Regions from separate parts of the Mus musculus genome. Here region 2 is linked to region 1. A link is a loop called in an ENCODE intact Hi-C map of the cell type or tissue named here. Cell type or tissue: gastrocnemius. All regions are shown on one strand. Each heading gives the region's core, and the rest is flanking DNA. Links, peaks and the distances in the headings are about the cores only. Region 1 holds the start of Clip4 (CAP-GLY domain containing linker protein family, member 4). Region 2 has its middle 21 kb from the start of Pcare.

Region 1 (2,908 bases), core at 137-2,636:
GGCTGTGACATCCTTAACTCAAGTTTACAAACTTGTCAGTCACATTTAGCTCTCCCTATTAAAGACCAACACCTTTCTGCAGCATGGGGAAGAACTAGAAATGCCAGCGCCCACATCTGCTAGGGTTTCAATGTCACTTCTTTCTGGTTATGAGAAGATGGAAGAGATGAGAAGTATGAGGTAGGTGAGGAGGGAGCAGAAAACTAAGGAATGTGTAAGTGTGCCCTGTGACTATTCATTTCTTCCCTTTGGCTGGCACACTTCCTTTGTAATTGCTCAGTTGGGTATTGAGAGGGGTTTTCACAGCAGGACCTGGAAACAGATAATTGACTGACGGATCTTACCCTAGGCCATACATGGCCTCCCTATGCATGGGTGAGATGTGGTCTCTGCCTACCAGATGCTGTAGGTGGGAACTCTTCCAGCCCAGGATGCTAGAAAGCAAGGGGGGTGGCAAATAGGGCCAACTAAGACCATGCAAGAGGAGGGTGTGCCTGCTGCAGCCCCAAATCACCATCCTGGCCAGCCAAGGTTCCTTTTAGAGCCTGGTTGTGCCTCTCTGGACAGATCCCCATTTGTGCATGGCACCGCAGGGGCTCTGGGAAAGGCCACTGGACTGTGAGTTTGGGCACAGCAGGTGCAGCCGCCGCCAGACCTTCCTCCTGTTGGGGGCACAGGGGGCGCAAGCAGGAGGCGAGCGAGCGCAGGCGCGTGCGCCGGGCCCAGGGCCGAGGCCTGCGCGCAGCCCAGGCGGCTGCACTGCGCGCGCGCCGACCCGCGTGGGGGGCCCGGTTCCGGCGCGCGCGGCGTGGAAGGCGGCGGGTTGCTGCTGCCCGGCTGGAGGCTCGGCGGCAGCCACGGGACCCCTGCGGGAGGGCGGGAGCGCGCCCGCCCGCCCCTGCGCCTGGCCTCTGCGCCCCGCGTCCGCAGCCGGCGCTCCTCGGGGACCCGGAGCAGGCAGGTGGCGGGACGCTGGGGGGCGGCGGGACCCGGAGGCCGGGAGGGCCGGCCGCTAGGCGGTTGGCGGTGCGGGCCCCACCGAGCTGCCCGGAGGCCTCCCAGGACGCGGCCCGGCGGGCGGAGAAGTGGGTGCTTGTGTCGCTTGCTCTCCGGCTGAGATGGGTGCCCGGCTGAGGCCCGCGCTCCCCGGAACCCCGGAGTATCTCCCACGCGTGGGGCTGCGCACCCTGGTGGGTTCTCATAAGCTTGGCTCATCATGTTCTCATTCGCATCCTCCTCCGACTTAGATCATTAAGAAACCCGTGGCCATGCGTGTTCCAAACTGAACTGGCTTCGCCTCGCCTTGCTGCTCTGAGATTCCTTCATACTAATTCGCCTTGAGAAGTTGCAGGAGGGTGGGAGCCCAGTGAGACCTGTCCCGTGCTTGCGGAACCGCAAGGATTAGATGAACTGGTTCTTAGTTACAGCTGTGAGGTGGGACAGTAACTTGGTGACTGTACCAGGCTGCACTGTGGGTAGGTACATCGTACCTTAGCATAGCGTAAAAACAGTGCCTTTGAAATTCTTCTGAAGCGTGTTCCTCAGTGGAGACCTTCATCAAATACTTGGTTGCAGTCGACTCTTGCTTTGACCTTTGTCAGTGAGTCTGCGGCACAGTTTAAGTTGACTGTGGGGCAGCAGAGCGGGTGGCGTAGGACGCAGAGACTGGAAGGAGAGCAGAGACTTGGAAATGGCCGGATTCCAGCTTTCTACATTTTGCCGATGCAAATCTATCCTGGTTTCATTTGAACATAAATATGATGCATTTGGGGGGGGGGGGTAACACTTTCATTTGTTAACCATTATTTAGGCTCAAAGATTGACTCTTGACACAACCAAAGTGTTTATATCTGTTTTGTAGCTTTAGGACACTGCATTGTTCCTTGGACTTCTTTCCACTCGCCTGTTTCTCAGATACAATCCCAACAACAAGGCCTTTTAAAAAAGCGATGATTATAGTGGTATCAGTTTGCTTATAACAGTTGAAGGTTTGAAATACGTATTAGTGAGCTTGAGCTGACAGAATCAACTTCTGTCTCTAGCTAAAACCCTTTAAGCATCTGGCTGCTTTTAGTCTGACCGTCCTCTTAATTATTTATAATTATGCTGCTGCAAGCTTGCTTGGCACATCAGACTTTCTCATTTCAGGCATCTGAAAGTTGTTTGTTCTCTGAAGAGTGAGCTAGACTGCTTTCCTTCAGTGCTGGTCAGGGGAATGTCCGTAGATGAAATGTCTTTCTGGTTAGCCACGTGCAAACTGACCCTCTGAACATTCAGATAGAGCTAAAGCAGGGTCTATCATACAGTCCCAGGTAAATAAAATAGGTATACAAATCAAACATTTATTGACAAGAAGTCATATATTTATCTTGAAACAAAGATATACATATGATTTTGCTATTTAAAGATGAAAACAAATTTGCATGCTGAAGAGGATTTGGTTGTCAATTTTATATGTAAGTTGGACGGACCCTTGGTACTACAGGGTATGGAACATCTTCAGCATTTTATAAAACTGATGTATAGTGCTGACAGTGCTGTTTTATATGAATATAAATGGAAAATATTATAAATATACACAAATAAATACATGTATAATTAGGACCCTTTCAGAAGTTGTTGGAAATTCTGTCTGAATCTAAAACCAGAATTAATTTATGAGTTTTAAAAAAAATTATTTTTAATTTATATGCATGAGTGTTTTGCTTGCATGTATGAACGTGCCTGGTGCTTACAGAGTTCAGAAGAGGGTGTTGGGTCCTTTGGAACTGGAATTGCCATGTAGGTGGTGGGAACCCAACCTGGTAGGCGGTGCTCCTAACTGCTGAGCCATCTCGTGAGTGTCAATGAATTTTAATATTTTTAAGAAGTTATTTATTTATGTATTTATTGGCAAGGTCTCACTGTG
Region 2 (2,908 bases), core at 95-2,594, 52 kb before region 1:
ATCACTAAATGCCTTAGCTAGAGGTTGCCCATCTGGCTTGCTCTGACAAACACTAGATGGTGTTTCATGTTTAGGACATCGTGGATAGGGACGTGTGGCAGAGTCTGCATGCTGTACAAAACTTGGGTGTCACATGGCTATATGAAATGGCACAGGCTGTGATAGATGGGCTGACTCATGGGAATACTGGGCTCAGTGCAGGCCAGGTTGTGAGAAAGAAGAGAAAAGTGTTGGTTTCTAAGGAAAAGCCAGGGAGAAGGGTCCTGACTATGAGAGGACAGTCTGGACATCCTTGTGGTAGCCTTGGTTTGCCTTGACCAGTAACAGGTTGGCGATGATATAACTGGGATTTAAGAGCTCAGGCCACTGGTTTGAGCACACAGCCAGGCAGCTCTGATGTGGTGAAGGCTGAAGGGGTGACATTTCACCGTTGGCCATGGACTCAGACATGGCACCATAGAGGGGCAGATACAGATGGCAAAGTCCTGAAGCTCAGCAGATTTTCTGGCAGGGTCTGCCCCACCAGAGGAATCCCCCTGCACCATCTATCATCGGCCTCTGGATCTGATGTGAGTTGTGTGCTCTAAGTCTGGGAAGCTCTGTGCCAGGTGGATGCTGGCCAGCCCCTCCCATGCTGAGTGGGTGATGGGAAGTCAGGTTGGGGCTTGGCTTTTAATAGCCGGCTTAAGTGTGACTTTGGGTCATTCCAGAGCCAGTGTGAGTGGCTCTTCACCTGATGGTGACCTCAGCAGGTCTTCCCAGAAGCCATCTGAGTCTGGGCCAGGAAAAATACTTGCAAAGGGAGTTGTGCAAATACACTCAAAGAGGCTGATTGTAAATCTTTCTAAAGATTTATACAATGTAATTAACTGAGTTTGCTTATTGTCTGAGCATGCTTCCCCCCCTCCAGTGTGTGTGTGTGTGTGTGTGTGTGTGTGTGTGTGTGTGCAGGGAATCTGTATTTTCTGCTTGTCATGACCCAAGGAGAGATGAGACTATTCCAAGATTCTTTGGAATTATAATCACCCAGGGAAGTAGAGGCTGACAGATTTTTTGAAGGCAGAAATGAAAGTTAGCAGAGTTGAGAGGATGGCTCAGTGGTTAAAGCTAGGCCAGTGCTTGTGGATATGTAGTTGCTGTATAATTTCAGCCTCAGAAGGCAATGGGGGTGGGTGGGCAGGGGCTGGCGCGATGGCTCAACGGGTAAGAGCACTGATTGCTCTTCTGAAGGTCCTGAGTTCAAATCCTAGCAACCACATGGTGGCTCACAACCATTTGTAATGGGATCTGATGCCCTCTTCTGGTGTGTCTGAAGACAGCTACAGTATACTTACGTATAATAATAAATAAATCTTTGTGCCAGAGCTTAGGGGACGACCGGTGCCAATTGGAGTGACCATAAGTCCTACAAATTCAATTCCCAACAACCATGTTAAGGCTCACAACCATCTGTTTAGCTACAGTGTACCCGTATACATAAAATAAATAAATCTTAAAGAAGAAGAAGAAGGAGAAGGAGAAGGAGGAGGAGGAGGAGGAGGAGGAGGAGGAGGAGGAGGAGGAGGAGAAGAAGAAGAAGAAGAAGAAGAAGAAGAAGAAGAAGAAGAAGAAGAAGAAGAAGAAGAAGAAGAGGAAGAAGAGGAGGAAGAAGAAGAAGGCGGCAAAGGGGATCTTCAGAGAAAACTGGTTAGCCGACTAGTCATGCTGGCAAGCTCTGGGGTGATTGAAAACCTCTGCTTTATTGAATAAGATAGGGAGCCTTACACACACATACACACAAACACACACACACACACACACACACACACACACACACACACACACACACGATGGGGAGAGAGGGGAGAGAGAGAGAGAGAGAGCGAGAGAGAGAGAGAGAGAGAGAGAGGGAGAGAGAGAGAGAGAGAGAGAGAGAAACTCCAGGTCCTGATAGATCCCAGAGATGGTGGTGGCTTGGAAACTGGGCTCATCCCATCCCATTCTTTGGTTGTCTGTGAGCCAGAAACTCCATGTCTAGGATTTTCTGGCTTACTGTATCCATTTGACAAGCTAAAGTAATCTGAGGGGAGGGAACCTCAATTTAGAAAATGCTTCCATATGATAGGCTGTAGGCAAGTCTGTAGGGCATTTTCTTAATAAGTGATTGATGGGGCGGTGGGTACCCATTACAGGTGGGACCATCCCTGAGCTAGTGGTCCTGGGTTCTATAAGAAGGCAGGTTGAGCAAGCCACAGGAGCAAGCCGCCCACCCACCCCCATAGCCTCTGTGTCAGCTCCTGCCTCCAGGTTCCTGCCCTGCTTGAGGTCTGTCCTGACTTCCTTCAGTGATCAATAGTGATGTGGAAACACAAGCCAAACAACCCTTTTCCTCCTCAAGTTGCTTCCCTCCTGGTGTTTCATAACAGCAACAGTAACCCTACCAGACACAGGAGAGATGCTCCTGGCGCAAACGTCTACCAGAATCCCACACTACTCCTTCCATTTCTGTGACAGAAGCACCTGAAGGATTTATTCGGACCATGGTTTGAGGGAGGCATGGGGGCAGGAGAGTGAGGCAGTTGGCCACATTTTATCTTCTGTCTGGCAAAGAAGCAGACAGAATAATGCTGGTGTTCAGTTTGCTTGCTCCTTTTTTTATTCTCAGCCCATGGGTTGGTACTGCAGTGGTTTGGATGAGAATGGCTCCCATTGGCTGATATATTTGAATACTTGCTCTCCAGTTGGTGGAACTGTTTGGAATGATTGGAAGGCGTGACCTTGTTGGAGGAGGCATGCCCCTGGACTGGGCTTTGAAGTTTCAAAAGTCATGCGATTCTCTCTCTCTCTCTCTCTCTCTCTCTCTCTCTCTCTGTGTGTGTGTGTGTGTGTGTGTGTGTGTGTGTGTGTGTGTGGGTGGGTGGCCTGCTGC

The links. A loop is a pair of places that touch in the nucleus more often than their neighbours do. Peaks named below come from ENCODE experiments on the same cell type or tissue, not always from the same donor. Only the 100,000 strongest peaks of a DNase experiment are listed, where the experiment ranks them.
Region 2: it touches region 1 in a loop (5-fold over the local background); 9 of 42 quality-filtered maps call a loop at or near these places.

What each region holds. Positions count from the first base shown.
Region 1 is chr17:71,781,890-71,784,797 of GRCm38, forward strand. Clip4 (CAP-GLY domain containing linker protein family, member 4) reads left to right here and starts at 58. Exons shown (of 16, transcript NM_030179.3): 1 at 58-180. It overlaps Gm30140 (a long non-coding RNA gene), which reads right to left and starts at 793. Exons shown (of 4, transcript XR_001782175.2): 1 at 1-793. In gastrocnemius, for the core only: a CTCF peak has its summit at 1,128; DNase peaks (open chromatin) are centred at 673, 1,087 and 1,638; H3K4me3 peaks cover 2,371 bases; H3K27ac peaks cover 2,499 bases.
Region 2 is chr17:71,730,199-71,733,106 of GRCm38, forward strand. No RefSeq gene overlaps it. Among named protein-coding and RNA genes, the nearest start is that of Pcare, 21 kb to the right of the region's middle. In gastrocnemius, for the core only: a CTCF peak has its summit at 1,277 (motif pointing left); a DNase peak (open chromatin) is centred at 577; H3K27ac peaks cover 1,316 bases.